Linked DNA regions of Homo sapiens: region 2 is linked to region 1. Evidence: chromatin loops called from intact Hi-C (ENCODE). Cell type or tissue: heart right ventricle. All regions are shown on one strand.

Region 1 (8,000 bases):
CCAGGAACAGGCCATGGCCAAGTACATGGCCTTGATCAAGGAGTGGCCTGGCTATGGCTCGACGCTGTTTGATGTGGAGGTGAGAACTGGCTGCCGTGTGTTGGGGTGGGCTGGGTGCTGGCATCTGAGAACATGGATCACGGCCAAGTTCATGTGGAGAGAAGACAAGATGGAGCATTTTGCTCTCTCAACCTCTTTTATTCGAGCCCCCAGAATTGTACCATTAACGCCTCCCTTCTCCTCACAGTTTCTCTTCTCCTGTGTAGTAAACACATCTGTAATATTAGGAATGAATGCAAAATTAAGATGTCATCTATTCTTCTACCCTTCCTTAGGGAAGCTATAGATCTAATTTTTTAAACACTGATAAAAATCTACATTTAAAAAAATGTTATAGCTGTATATACAAATTAGAAACTTTGGATATACTTGCATTTTACTTTGTTTTTTCTTTACAGCCATCTGTTTGAAAGGAAGAATGTCTATCTCGTAATGGAATTTAGCCATTGGCATCAACCCAGTACTGATTTTTGTTTTGTTTTAAGTAGACCGCTTATTGAAAAGAAATCTTACTAATTGTCTAGATGAGAGTTTGGCAAACTGGTCTGTGGGTCAGATCTTGCCTGCCTCCTTTTTTCTAAACAAAGTTTTATTGGAACACAGCCAAGCTCATTCCTTTAGATATATTCCCTGGCTGTTTTTGTACAGAGTTGAGTAGTTGTGACAGAGACCATGTGATCCACAAAGTCTAAAAATCTTTACTATGCAGCCCTTAACAGATAAGTGTGCCAGCTCATCGTCTAGATTAGCTTCCATTTTTTATGATCACAGTAATTCAGCGTATATCTGATGACTTTATATTGAGGCTGTATAAAATTCTAAATATTATAAATTCTAGAATCCGTGGGTGGCTTTTCATTAGGTGATGTTTTTGATTGGTTTGGTTGGTTCAATTATGCCTGTTTTTAAGTATAAAAAAATCAGGTGCTTTGTACAAAGCCATAATTCCATTTCTCCCTGACAAGGAATAGATAATAGCAGTTAAACTCTTGGCTTCCTGCAAAACGTGAGCTGTGAATTAGCATAGAAAGCTACTGGCTTGGCCGGGCGCGGTGGCTCATGCCTGTAATCCCAGCGCTTTGGGAGGCCAAGGCGGGCGGATCATGAGGTCAGGAGATCGAGACCATCCTGGCTAACACGGTGAAACCCCATCTCTGCAAAAAATTAGCTGGGCGTGGTGGCATGCACCTGTAATCCCAGCTACTCGAGAGGCTGAGACAGGAGAATCGCTTGAACTCAGGAGGTGGAGGTTGCAGTGAGCCAGGATCACGCCACTGCACTCCAGCCTGGGCGACAGAGTGAGACTCCGTCAAAAAAAAAAAGAAAAAAGAAAGCTACTGGCTTTTGCATGGAGGATGCAGAGAATGTCTGGTTATTAGGGATATAAACTAGAGACTCTTTTCAGCGTCTCCAATTTATAGCCCTCCTGCTTGTCCAGGTTTGGATCAGCCCTGTGTTGTTAGCCCCTTCATATGGGGTCTTATTTTCTTCCACCAATCTGTACAGGAAAGTCTACAGTTAAACTGGTAAAGTCCCTGTTCCCACTCTGCATATGGAAGGCCATTGCTGCTCCTTGTGAAGAGGAGCCAGAACTGCTCAGCATGCGTGATTTGGAGAATTTTCCTCTGTGATCCTAGATTTTGTATTTGAAGACTAACCATCCGCAAAGAGGATTGGAGGCAGAACTGGAGATATTAATACAAGAGTAGACTTGGCTTGGGTTGCAGGGAAGCTTCCTTAAGTCCCCCGGCCAAGCATGTACGTTTCCAGGCCACTTCCACGTAGCTAATCCAAACAGCTAGTAGAATAATGCTGAGAAGTGGAGAGTCAAAGCAAGATGTTAGACTCTGCCAGTTAGTGAGGTTTTCCCAAAAGCGTGAGATTAACTAGTTAGAAATCAAGATAGCCAGAGAGGTGCCATTTTTCATATTTCAGGCCCCTCCATGCATGCATGCACATCGAATATATTTAATCTTCTGCACAGAGGACTTCACTCAAAGCCTGTCTTATGGTTTAGATGCTTTCTGTTGCCAACCACTTCATGACTTAACTCTTCTGTTGACTCTTGCCCACCAGTGCAAGGAAGGTGGCTTCCCTCAGGAACTCTGGTTGGGTGTCAGCGCGGACGCCGTCTCCGTCTACAAGCGTGGAGAGGGAAGACCACTGGAAGTCTTCCAGTATGAACACATCCTCTCTTTTGGGGCACCCCTGGCGAATACGTATAAGATCGTGGTCGATGAGAGGGAGCTGCTCTTTGAAACCAGTGAGGTAAGAGGCAAAGCAAGTTCATCTTTTTATTCATGGTCTTGACAAAACAGAAAAACAGGACCCCATTTCCTCATGCCTTTGACCAGGTCATTTTCTTTGAATATTTTTCTTCAAAACACGAAAATACAGTGTGGTGGTCCCTTTCCAGCTGCCGGTTCCCTGCAGGCCAAAATCTGAGATCACCATATTTTTTTTGTATACTTTTGCAACAGAGGAATCTGGTTCCATTTTGCCAAGGAGTCTTACCCTTGGAGGAAAGGCAGAGAAAGGGAAGTGACATAGATGTCCCTGAAAAAGTATATTATTTGCAACAAAACCTTATGAAAATTAGTTAGCAATTATAGCGGTGTCACAGCTGTGAGACTCGGCTCTGGTGGCCTCTTGAGACCAGGAGGGAGCCGGGAGCATGACCATCCTGGGTGCAGCTCATTCTGGATTGTGAAACCACACACACTAAAAGGCCTCTAAATATATGTGCTACCAGCCTCCAAGTTTAAAAAATATAATACAAGAAGCTTATTGAGGCTTCCACAAAGGGAACAGCTAGCAAGTCAACGTGGTGAGTGGAGAGGAATCACCTGCTGCCTGGTTTGGAATGGAGAGGCATTGAGGAGGGCGTTCCAGCTGCTTGGAGGATGTGGCATTGTAGGTTCCCTAGGCTGATGGGGAGTCGTGCAGTGAGAGGGAAGAGGGTGGAGAGCCCTTGACTCAAGGGTCCCAGGTGCCAGGCTGCAGGATTTGGTGAGATCCAGTAGACAACAAGGAACCACTGTGGGATCTTTGATTGTGCATGGCATAACAGTGAATTTACAGACAGTGATCTCTGGGGTGGGACTGGAAGGGAAGAGAGCAAACAGGGATATGGAAGCCGGTTATGATGCCTGCACAGGGATCCAGGCCAGCTGTGAGAAGGGGTGGCAATGACGGGGACATCATGGGAGGGAGCTAATGGAGATCCCAGCTGGAGGAGGTGGCTGGTGTGGAGCAGAAGCTGGCCTGGCGTCTGGGGAGCTGGCCGCTCTCCCAGCCCCTGGGGCCTCAGTTATCTTGTTTCTTCAGCTGCTTCCTAAGGAGTTGACTAGAATTAGATGATCCAGTCTTTAAAGGCTGTAATTGTGGACTCTGTCATTTCACATTTATTTTAAGCGGGGATAGTAATCCCAGCACTGTTGACACCGAGTAACTTCAGCGTCCTCGGTTAGTTCTGGATTTTAATGTGCAAAGTCTGACAGTTTCCATCAAGCCAAGTTGGCACGTTTGTGCCACCAGGTGGTGCACATTGTATTTGGAAAAGCTGAGATTCCACCTTTCCCTGATGAGGAAGGTGAAAGTGGTTAAACTTCTGGCTTCCTGCAAAATGGGATCCGTCGATTAGCATGGAAGGCTACGGGAGGGTGCCCAGGGAATGTCTGGATTATTAGGCAGGGCCCTTTGCCTGGGGGAGACTTGTGACGCTGTGTCGGTTCTGCTTCCCCCTGGGCAGGTGGTGGATGTGGCCAAGCTCATGAAAGCCTACATCAGCATGATCGTGAAGAAGCGCTACAGCACGACACGCTCCGCCAGCAGCCAGGGCAGCTCCAGGTGAAGGCGGGACAGAGCCCACCTGTCTTTGCTACCTGAACGCACCACCCTCTGGCCTAGGCTGGCTCCAGTGTGCCATGCCCAGCCAAAACAAACACAGAGCTGCCCAGGCTTTCTGGAAGCTTCTGGTCTGAGGGAGGTGTCTCCGAGGATCCTTTTGCCTGCCGCCTTCATTGATCCTGTATTAAGCTGTCAACTTTAACAGTCTGCACAGTTTCCAAAGCTTTACTACTCTTAGAGGACACATGCCTTAAAAAAGGAGGGGAGGAACCACGCTGCCACCAAAGCAGCCGGAAGTGCCTTAACTTGTGGAACCAACACTAATCGACCGTAACTGTGCTACTGAAGGGAACTGCCTTTCCCCCTTCTGGGGGAGACTTAACAGAGCGTGGAAGGGGGGCATTCTCTGTCAATGATGCACTAACCTCCCAACCTGATTTCCCCGAATCTGAGGGAAGGTGAGGGAGTGGGAAGGGGGATGGAGAGCTCGAGGGGACAGTGTGTTTGAGCTGGAGTGCTGCGGGCAGCCTTTCTCATGGAATGACATGAATCAACTTTTTTCTTTGTTTCATCTTTTAAGTGTACGTGCTTGCCTGTTCGTGCATGTGTTCATAAACTCAACACTTTAATCATGGTTTCATGAGCATTAAAAAGCAAAGGGAAAAAGGATGTGTAATGGTGTACACAGTCTGTATATTTTAATAATGCAGAGCTATAGTCTCAATTGTTACTTTATAAGGTGGTTTTATTAACAAACCCAAATCCTGGATTTTCCTGTCTTTGCTGTATTTTGAAAAACACGTGTTGACTCCATTGTTTTACATGTAGCAAAGTCTGCCATCTGTGTCTGCTGTATTATAAACAGATAAGCAGCCTACAAGATAACTGTATTTATAAACCACTCTTCAACAGCTGGCTCCAGTGCTGGTTTTAGAACAAGAATGAAGTCATTTTGGAGTCTTTCATGTCTAAAAGATTTAAGTTAAAAACAAAGTGTTACTTGGAAGGTTAGCTTCTATCATTCTGGATAGATTACAGATATAATAACCATGTTGACTATGGGGGAGAGACGCTGCATTCCAGAAACGTCTTAACACTTGAGTGAATCTTCAAAGGACCCTGACATTAAATGCTGAGGCTTTAATACACACATATTTTATCCCAAGTTTATAATGGTGGTCTGAACAAGGCACCTGTAAATAAATCAGCATTTATGACCAGAAGAAAAATAATCTGGTCTTGGACTTTTTATTTTTATATGGAAAAGTTTTAAGGACTTGGGCCAACTAAGTCTACCCACACGAAAAAAGAAATTTGCCTTGTCCCTTTGTGTACAACCATGCAAAACTGTTTGTTGGCTCACAGAAGTTCTGACAATAAAAGATACTAGCTAACACGCTGTGTGTTTCCTTTATCAGAGGAGGCTCTAAAAACCATGGAGGGGAGGCTTATTTTTGTTTTGGCTTTTTGGTGGTTTTTTTTTTTTTTCTTTAGAGACAGAGTCTCACTCTGTTACCCAGGCTGGAGTACAGTGGCGTGATCTCGGCTCACTGCAGCCTCTGCCTCCTGGGTTCTAGCGATTCTCCTGCCTCAGCCTCCCAAGGAGTTGGGAGTACAGGCATGCATCACCACGCCTGGCTAGGTTTTGTATTTTTAGTAGAGATGGGGTTTCACCATGTTGGCCAGGCTGGTCTCGATCCACCTGCCTCAGCCTCCCAAAGTGCTGGGATTACAGGTGTGAGCTACCGCACCCGGCCGGCTTTTTGGTGTTAATGCTATGGTTTCAGTGTCTGGGCTTTGTGTTTGTTTCATGGACTTGCTCATCAGGTCTAAACACAGATCTGCAGCTGTCTCCACTGCTCTTGTAGACACTGAGTGTGACTTCAAGAAAGCAAAAGAAGGGACTGGTAAATGAAGTCACACACAGCTGAGGACTTGAAATGTGTTTATGTCAGACAGTCCCCTATGTCAGCCCCAAAGTGTGCCTGATCTTGCAACCCTGGATCCTAGAACCTGCCTGCACCTCCCTGTGGACCAGAACACACAGGTAGGCAGTTTGGTTGCCAATGTACCCAAACCACCAGGCCAGGCGTCTAGCATGAGCAAGCGCCACTTCTCTTGCAGACCACTGACTCCCACCCTCTGCTCATGCTCACGGATGGCTTCTTCCCATTCTGCAGGGATTGGGATGGAACCTGAAGCCAGGTGCTGCCTGAAGCCTGTGGCCCCGCCAGGCACCCAAGGAAAGCCGGCAAAGACTTGGATGTGTGTTGTCTTTGTTTTTATTTTAGGCTCAGAAAGAATTTGACAGAAGTCTTCTTTCTACTGCTCACCTCTCAGGATTCCCTCTGTGACTTAATTTACTCTGGAAGGCTGTCGCCCGCCCTCAATTATAGATGGGGAAATAGGCAAGGAAAGGCATGACTCAGATTGGGGGGGTTAGAGCAGCACCATAGTTAGAACATAGATTTACATGTGAGCCTTTACATGGCATAGTTGTGGTTTTGTTTTAGCCTTTTATTTAGAAATAATTACAGACTCAGAGAAAGTTGCAACAGAACGTACAGGGAGGCCTGCGTGCCCTTCAGTTTCCCCAGTGGTAGCATCCCCCATCACTGTAGAGCAGCATCACAGCTGACAAAGTACCGTTGAGCTTCCCCTAGCCACAGAACCTATTCCAATTTTACTGCTTTTACATGCACTCATTGGTGTGTGTGATGTCAGTTGCTTTCAACAAGGTCAGTGAAGTGCAGTCGTCCCTTGGTATCCAAGGGAGATTGGTTCCAGGACCCCCTCCCCCCACCCCTGAGGATACAAAATTCACAGATGCTCAAGTCCCTGCTATACAGTGGTATAATATTTGCATAGAACCTGCACACATCTTTCCTTACCCTTTAAATCATCTCCAGGTTACAGATACCTAGCACAACATAAATGCTGCATAAATAGCTGTTATACCGTGTGTGTCTGTGTTTTAAACATTGTTTATTTGAGACAGGGTCTCACTCTGTCACCAGGCTACAGTGCAGAGGCACAGTCACAGCTCATTGCAGCCTCAACCTCCTGGGCTCAAGCAGTCCTCCACCTCAGCCTCCCAAAGTGCTAGGATGACAGGTGTGAGCCACTGTGCCCCACCAAAAAAAGTTTTTTCAAATATTTTCTATCTGTGGTTGGATTCAGACCACATGAACACTGAGGGCTGACTGTAGTTTTGAATGTCTGTTACTGAGGAGGCACCAGCATAAAGTATTTTATCACTTCAGACGCTGACAATCTAGTATTTTTAATTTTTAAATCTTTTGAAAGCTAATACATATAGGTGATTTGTAAAAAAAAAAAAAAAAAAAAAAAAAAAAAAAAAAAAAAACAACTAGAAGTAAAATGTTACTTTTTTCCAGCTGTAGCCCTAATTACCCATTTTCCTTTCCCAGAAACAGCTATTTTTACTGTTTTATTGAATATTCTCTCAAAAATAATTTAAGCTGTCCAATCATTTACTCATACATACATATATATCCCCATCCTCATTTTTAATAGATGGAAACAAACTGTTGTAGCTTACTTTTTTCTCAGCATAGTATTTTAGCTCTAATCCTACATTAATACCTATAGAATTGCCTTATTCTTTTTGATGATTATATAGTACCTCAGATAGCTCTGTGGAAAAACAGGATAAGGCCATCTGTATTAGTCCATTCTCACACTGCTAGAAGGACATGCCTGAGACTGGGTAATTTATAAAGAAAAAGAAGTTGAATGGACTCAGTCTCACATGCCTGGGGAGGCCTCACAATCATGGTGGACAGCAAAGGAGGAGAAAAGGCACATCTTATATGGCAGCAGGCAAGAGAGCTTGCACAGGGGAACTCCCTTTTATAAAACCATTAGCTCTTCCGAGACATACTCACTATGGACAAGAACAGCATGGGAAAACCCACCCCCATGATTCAATTACCTCCCATCAGGTCCCTCCCGTGACAGGTGGGGATTATGGGAGCTATAATTCAAGATGAGATTTGGGTGGGGACAGAGCCAAACCATATCACCACCTAAGTTCTCTGTAAAAATAGTTTCAGCCAGGCATGCTGGCT
Region 2 (8,000 bases), 320 kb after region 1:
GCCTATCATCTGTCATGGCACACGTAGCCCAGATTGCAATCCTCTGCTATTCCTGAATAAAATCTTTGCTTTGGAAAGTTAGTCTTTGTTGCTTATTTTAGGTTGAAAAGACCATTATGTGAGAGGTGTCCCTCTCTATACCCAGAGGAAAAAAAAAGCATTCTTATCTCTGAAGAAGGAGGGAGGCTGAGAGGAATCTGAATAAACAGGACTTGCTCAGTCTCCCCTGGTTTACTCCTCTTAGCTCATACTCCTATTTGTCCTATCATATTTTCCCACAACTTTCTACTCTTTATCAAACCTAGTATAAAAATACTCAGGGTTAACTGTTTCTTCTGGTCTTCACTTCATTACAAAAGCTCTGATGCCATGTGAAACTTGTATTAAATAAATTTCCATGTTTTTCTCTCGTTTATGTCTTTTGTTACAAGGGTACAATCCAGCTACATCAGTTGGTTGTTTCAAAGTTACAATCTACTGGCTTATTCAATTTTTAAAAAATTACCTTTAAAAAATAGAAATGTATGTGTCTTTGTGCAGAAAACTTTGGAAACAAAATAAGCAAAAAGAAAAACAACTCAGATAAACCACTGTTCACATTCTGATGTATCTAATTTTATATAATTTAAAAAGTCATTGATTATAAGATATACCACTAAGAGAGATAAAAACAATCAACATGGGGAATCCAATTGGAGCTCCTCCCCAATAAATCTGGGACACAAAAGATCCACACACAATACAGAAAGGAACAGAAGGAAACTTTTATGCTTAACTTAGTACTGGCAGAAGAAGAAAAAGGCTATCCCTTGAGAATTTGTATCACAAGCTGGTACTTATATGCAGGTTTGTGGTCTGAATTTACAGCTCCTATGTGGTCCAAAAGTGTTAAAGATAATTTAATTTAATTAAAAAACTCCCAGGAGCAATTCCAAATCTTTGGAAGAATTCAATGTCTTTACTCCAGACTGTCAACAATTGTACGACACACTTGGTTTTAAGATGCAGCCAGATTGTAAAAAAGGTGCATCTTAGAGTAGATGAAGCAGTTTACTTTGATTACGTATTTTGAATTTTTTTCTTAAAAAATTATATTCTGTCTATTTTTCTGTACAGTGGTTTAGGGCATGAGTCAGACAGACCCCTGTTCAAACCATAGCTTTGCTTCCTTCTTACTGGGTCTTTGACTTTATACAAAGTATTTAATCACTTCTAGGCTCAGTTTCCTTATGCAAAATTAGGTACCGATACCATGTACACCCCAGAGGCTTGCTATAGGGGTTACAATGAGAAAAGCCCAGTAACCAGCACATAGTAGGCACTCAGGACATTTTGTAAAATATTATTCATTCTGATTTCTTTCTGATTTGGTAATGGGTCACAAACACCTTTTCATTACAATATAGGTAGATCTAGACATTACTATGTGAGAGCTGCCTGATATGCTGACAGGGAGAATAGGATGTTTTCCTTGTTTACTATTTAGAGGGTTTCCAATTTTGTAAACGTATAATCAAAGCTGGAAAGAAATCCTTATACACACATTTTGGTATAATGTAACTTTAAAAAGTAATTTCTAGATGAATGCTACTCACTTTAAAAATTATCTCTATTTTAAATGATTTTTGTAGCCACATGCTTGACTGCTCTTTTTTTATTTTTTTAATTAAAAAGTTTTTTGAGATAAGATCTTGCTCTGTCACCAGGCTCTGGAGTGCAATGGCATGATCACACTCACTGCAGCCTCTACTTCCAGGCGTCAAGCAATCCTCCCATCTCAGCGTCTTGAATAGCTGGAATTACAGACATGAGCCACCATGCTTAGCTATATATTTAAAAATTTTTTTTGTAGACATGGGGTCTCACTTGTCATCCAGGCTAATATTGAACTCCTGGCCTCAAGCGATCCTCCTGCCTCAGCCTCCTAAAGTGCTGGGATTACAGGTGCGAGCCACTGCACCTGGCCCTGCTCTGCTTTTAAAATTGCTCCTCATTTCCTTTGAATGGAAGCACATACCCCTCAATTTGTTCCTTTATTTGAGCTCTTAGAGACCTTCTCTCCAACTTCCTCCAGAATCAGGCTGCATTCACTATCTTCAAACTGTTTTGGTGGGACTTTGTATTCAAAGCTTTCTTTCATTTGCAAATTTTCATTTTTATCCCTCCAGGTTTAATTTGCTAACCCTAACCCTAACCCTAACGCCAACCCTAACCCTAACTAACTCCCAGCCTAACTCCCAGGCATTCTTTTCTACTGGACTGAAATCTGCTTCCATCCTGCCCAGTGACCTTCCTCTTTGCAGCTGGAGATCCTTGTACAAGAGAATCTTAAGCGGAGTTTTGTAGCTTGCAGAGGTTGGTCACCCTGTTTGGAAAGAAGAGTTAATTTTCACAGAGTTCAGGTCATGCATCATGACTAAAGTTTTCTAAGAGATCCTGATATTTTCATATTTTACTATGATTGAGAAGTAAGCCACACATTGTAGCAAAAATGACTACCAGATTCCAATAATGATTGTGAGGCTGCCAATGTTCTTCAACTTGCTGATGCTGCAATCTACCAAGTAACAAAACAACAGCTAATTTTATACTTAAAACAGTAAGTTATGTGAGGAATAAAATGAATTCCACTGTTAGTTTGACTGCTTTGATTTATTACACTTTGGTTAAAATGGGAGAACTGTAGATACAGGCAAAGATTGCTGAAAGAATGGTAGGACCAGGCTAACAAGATATCAGGCATCCTCAGCTAACACAACAAACAATGCACCCAGTAATGCAGAGCACAAAATGACCCCAAGAAAGTGTCTGTCACTAATTAATGGATACGGTACCAGCACAAGGAAAGAACAACAGCACCACAGAAAAGACAAAGTCAAAGTAATAGGAAGAGAACAACACTGTTTTCAATACTGTGATAAGCTGTTCAGTTGGGTGAATCCAGTAGAAACAGTCCTAACAACAGAAACTGAAACTGTTTAGAGACATTTGCCATGGCACAGGATAAGTGGGTGTATTAGTTTTCTTTATGCTGCCTTAATTACTTATTGCAAACTTAGGGCCTTGGAGCAATACTATTAATTAATTCTCAGTTCTGTAGGTCAGAAGTCTTGGTGGGCTTGGCTGAATTCTCTGCTCCAGAATCTCACAAGGCTAAAATAAAAGCTAGTGGCTGGTCACGGTGGCTCATGCCTGTAATCCCAGCACTCTGGGAGGCTGAGGTGGGCAGATTACCTGAGGTTGGGAGTTCGAGACCAGCCTGACCAACCTGGAGAAAGCTTGTCTCTACTAAAAATACAAAATTAGCCAGGCGTGGTGCCGCATGCCTGTAATGCCAGCTACTGGGGAGGCTGAGGCAGGAGAATGGCTTGAACCCAGGAGGCGGAGGTTGTGGTGAGCTGAGATCGTGCCATTGCACTCCAGCCTGGGCAACAAGAGCAAAACTCTGTCTCAAAAAAACAAAAACAAAAATAAAAACAAAAACAAAAAAACAACCAGCAACATACCAAGGTTACATTTCTTTCTAGGGGTTCTGGAGAAAAAGCTTGCTTCCAAGCTTCTTCAGGCTGTTGGCAGGATCCAGTTCCTTACAGTTGGATCCAGTCCTTACAGGAATGAAGTCCCCTTTATGCAGCTCTCCATCTTCGGCCAGTGATGATGGGATGTTAAATCCCTCTCATGCCTCAGATATCCCTGAATGTCCCTTCTGTCTTCTGCTTTCCTCTTATGCCACCATCAGGAGAAAGTTCTCTGCTGTTAAGGGCTAATGGGATTAGATTAGGTTCACCCAAATAATCTCCCCATTTTTAAGGTCAACTGTGCCATACAACATAACAGAGTCATAGGAGTGACTTCACATTCTCAGGTTCTGGAAATCAGGGTGTGAAATCTTCCAAGAAATTCTGCCTAGAAATTCAGTGGGGGTACTGGAAGCACACACAAATCTCCAGCCTTATGGACACAGAAATCAGAGACTCCTTTAAAAAACACATTTGTGTAGAGATTTTGTTGTAGGACTTCCTTTTAAGGAATATTTCTACTTGAAAAATAACTTCAGTTCAAGTTTTCATATTATTTCAGAATTTTTAAAGTTTGTTTCTCCTCTCTGAGTATTTAGCCACTGGACTTTTCAAACAATATTTTTTAATATCAAGGTCACTGTGGAGTCAAAAAAGAAGGGGCTAGGCTTTTAATGAATATAAATTTTGTATATAATAAGATCTTGGAAAAAATGCACATACATGCAATTATTATTATTAGAATGGATAGCTAGACTGACGTGAGCATGGCAGGAGAGCCTCCCACCCCACATCCCGCCCAACCTCAGGAATGTCAGGCAAACATCAGGTGATGTTCAGGTGGTTGTTAAACTGTCTCTCTAAAATAATAATTGGTCATAGCTGGCGCCAGGGAAAGGCAGTCTCCCAGTGCATAGAAAACACCTGAAGCTGGTGATCAGCAGCTTCCCACTAGGATCTCAGGAGTTGGGCAAGTGGGCTCAAGCATGCACACTAAGGGGCAAAATAATGGTGTTTAACTGGTCTGTGACCTTCCTCTAGGAATGCTTGACTGGTAAGGGAAAAATGTCTTAAATGAGCATGTACACAATTTCAGTAAACACACTGCGCATGTAGCCCCTCCCAAGTGCTGGGATGCTACTGTGCATGCAGACAGCTCCCCCTAAGGGAGAAAATCAAGGGAGGAGAGACACAAAATCCCAGAAGTATGCCAACATACAAAATTCCAAGTCAAAGGTCAAACAGCACACTTGGATCTCTCAAGTCACCAGCTCTCAAGTTACCCTCTTCCCAGTGTACTTTACTTCCTTTCATTCCTGCTCTAAAACTTTTTAATAAACTCACCCCTGCTTAAAAACTTGCCTCAGTCTCTCACTCTGCCTTATGCCCCTTTCCTTCAAGGAGGCAAGAATCAAGATGGTGCAGACCCATATGGATTCACCACTGCTAACGTTACTTTAATGTCTTCATACTCATAAGGATAACATCTCCTTATGAGGTAGCATGGTCTACTAGAATTTTCGTATATGTAAGCTTTTGTAATGGTCATGATTTGACCTGAGAAATACCTGAATATATGTGATGTTGTGACACAGTTTAATTATAGAACTATGGGATTTTTATTATCTGGGAAACCACCTGCTATTTTCTCTGGTCATAAATACACTTTCCTTTATTTTTCTCCTTGATTTATATCTTCTCCTGACATATATTTGTTTACTGTATATCTCTCCCCTGTTCCCCAGCTAGAATGTGAGTCTATGAGAGCAGGACCTCTATTTTATTGCTTCTACAATCTGTCTGCCTAGAATTATGCCTGCTATATAGTAGGTACCCAATAATATTTGTTGAATGAATGAATAAATGAAAATTAGATGGGACTCCAATTTTCCTAAAGGTAGTTCAAGCACATGAAACTGTTTTATTAGAAACTTATGTTAGTGTAGGAATCGGGGAATTTTCCTTCTATCTTCTGAAGGTTTGATAATTTAAGTCTCTGGAATAAACTAGCAGTTGGCAGATTAACAGGAGAAAAGGTGTGTAAATTGATGACATGCATACTCAGGAGTCTTGCAAAATAAAACTCAAAGGAGGGCCAGATGGTTGAAATTTTTATAGTATCCTGAGCTACAGAAATAAATAGGGGTTGAGGTTTCTCAGAGGAGGTGGTGACAAGTTATAGGAGGTTGAGGGAAAGCAAAACATGGTAAACAAAGTTTGTCTTGTTATTCAGATAAAGTCTGTTAGATAGGAGTCCTCAAAAGAATAGGTGGTATGAACCTTCCCTTTAGTCTCCTTTCCCGTGAGTTAATCATCCCTGTTTGATGAGATTATAGGAAGGGGTATCATGACAACTGCATTTCTTCTGGAGGAACTTTCCTTAGGCAGATAAGGGAACATCAGAGTTCTGCATTTGCTGCTTCCAAGGTGTTCTCAGTTTGAAGTCCAAAGCAACATTTTGGGGATATCATTTTCTGAGCCCCAACATTAGGAAAGGTGAGATGTTTCTGATGACTTAAGTTCCAAATGAGGATGTATGTGAAGTTTGACTCTTGGCAGCTGAAATAAGAATGGAGCTGGAGGACACTATCCTTCGCAAACTAACACGGGAACAGAAAACCAAATACCGCATGTTCTCACTTATCAGTGGGAGCTAAATGATGAGAACCCGTGGACACATAGAGGGGAAAAACACACACTGGGGCCTTTTGGAGGGTAGGGGTGGGAGGAGGAGGAGAATCAGGAAAAATAACTAATGGGTACTAGGGGTAATACTTTGGTGATGAACTAATCTGTAAAACACCCCCCACCTTGCCACCCACGTGACACAAATTTACCTGTGTAACAAACCTGCACTTGTACTTGTACCCTGAACTTAAAATAAAAGTTAAAAAAAAAGAAGAAGAAGAATCACCTCTACAGGATACTTAAGGGAAAGAGGCAGAAAGGTTTTCAAGGAATTGCAACTTTAAGACAACCAGTGGGCAGCCAGAGGTGGGGGCCACCCGGCTGCCAGGACTAATTACCCAGGACATTTTTAGTGATCCAGAGACATAGATGAGCACCAAGATTAAAAGTACTCTAGAATCAACCAGTCTAGATTCAAATTCCAGTACAGCTATGCATATTCAGGTAAATTTCTCAACTATCTTGTGCCTTGATTTCCTTATCTATTAAATAGGGGAAGATAATAGTATCTTCCAAAAGTATTAAATGAATTGTCACACAAAAAGCTGTTAGACTAGTGCTTGGCACAGAGTGAGAAATTTGTGTTACCTACTGTTGCTGTTGCTGTTATTAACTTCTGTTTTACTGGGTCTTGACCCTCCTGTTAGGATGTAGAATCTGAGTTTCCTGCACAGAAATACTGCAAAGTATTTTTCAGTGTTCTGGACACCATCTTAACTCCACAGGTACAAAGGTTGCCTGGTCTTCTATGATGTGCTTTCCTCTTCTTTGTCTTCTATCCTCTTTTTGCTACACAAGGCACCTTGTCTTAGCTTGGGCTGCTATGCTATAATGCTATAGCATAGGTGAGTATGTTAACAGAAGACATTTATTTCTCACAGTTATGGAGCCCTGGGAAGTCCAAGATTAAAGTCCATCAGCATTCAGTTTTTGGTGAGGGCTCTCTTGCTGTGTGGTAGATGGCTGCCTTCTCACTGTGTCCTCACATGGTAGAGAAAGAGACTTATCTCTGTCTTTCCCTCTCCTTCTTCTTATAAAGCATTGATCTCATCATGAGGACACTATGCTCATGAATTTATCTAACCCTAATTACTTCCCACTGGCCCCATCTCCAAATACAGTCACACTTAGAGTTAAGGCTTCAACATGTAAACTTCTGGGGTCCGTAATTCATAGCACACTGCCCTGTCAGTGGACATTGTGCTGCTGGTGCTGGTACTTGGGATGCTATTAGGCACTGCCGTCATCTCTGCCGAGAACAGTCGTATCTGTCTCACTCTGTCATGCAGACAAGAACCACCATGTCAGCAACCATTTTTGAGGTGCTGCTATCTGCCACTGAAACCCTGGACATCGACCTGTTTTCAGAGTTGCAGTCTGCTATAATGCAAAACACAACAAAAAATGGCTCTTTCCAATTCAGCATGTTTCTTTTATTCAATGCCCTACAGAGTTTAGAGGTAAATAGTTCACATTAGGCAGGTTTTGCCACCAAATGCTGTGTGTCAAAGAACTACCAAATCTCAGAGGCTTACACAACACACATTTGCTCATGCTCATGGGTCTACATGTCAGTTGTGATTTAGCTGATCTTGTCTCTACTTGGTTGGGCTTGGCTAAGCTCCATGCTCAGGTTGGATTCAAGTGTTCTTCAATCTGGTACCCATGCTGGAGGAGCAATGGAGAGTAAGACATGCTTTTCTTACAGTGAAGAGAACAGGCAGAATAAATTGATGCTTAAGGCTAGAATCTAGACTCCAATGCCATAGAAAAGAACAGTGACAATTAGAAACT

What was found. Peaks named below come from ENCODE experiments on the same cell type or tissue, not always from the same donor. Only the 100,000 strongest peaks of a DNase experiment are listed, where the experiment ranks them.
Region 2: it touches region 1 in a loop (5-fold over the local background); 3 of 110 quality-filtered maps call a loop at or near these places.

The regions. Positions count from the first base shown.
Region 1 is chr5:16,662,605-16,670,604 of GRCh38, reverse strand. MYO10 (myosin X) reads left to right here. Exons shown (of 41, transcript NM_012334.3): 39 at 1-79; 40 at 2,137-2,328; 41 at 3,812-8,000. The coding sequence ends at 3,913. Among named protein-coding and RNA genes, the nearest start is that of RETREG1, 50 kb to the right of the region's middle. In heart right ventricle, a CTCF peak has its summit at 3,593; DNase peaks (open chromatin) are centred at 3,304, 3,584 and 4,217; H3K4me3 peaks cover 639 bases; H3K27ac peaks cover 1,658 bases.
Region 2 is chr5:16,342,302-16,350,301 of GRCh38, reverse strand. No RefSeq gene overlaps it. Among named protein-coding and RNA genes, the nearest start is that of LINC02150, 95 kb to the left of the region's middle. In heart right ventricle, a CTCF peak has its summit at 4,671; no DNase peak of the experiment used is centred here.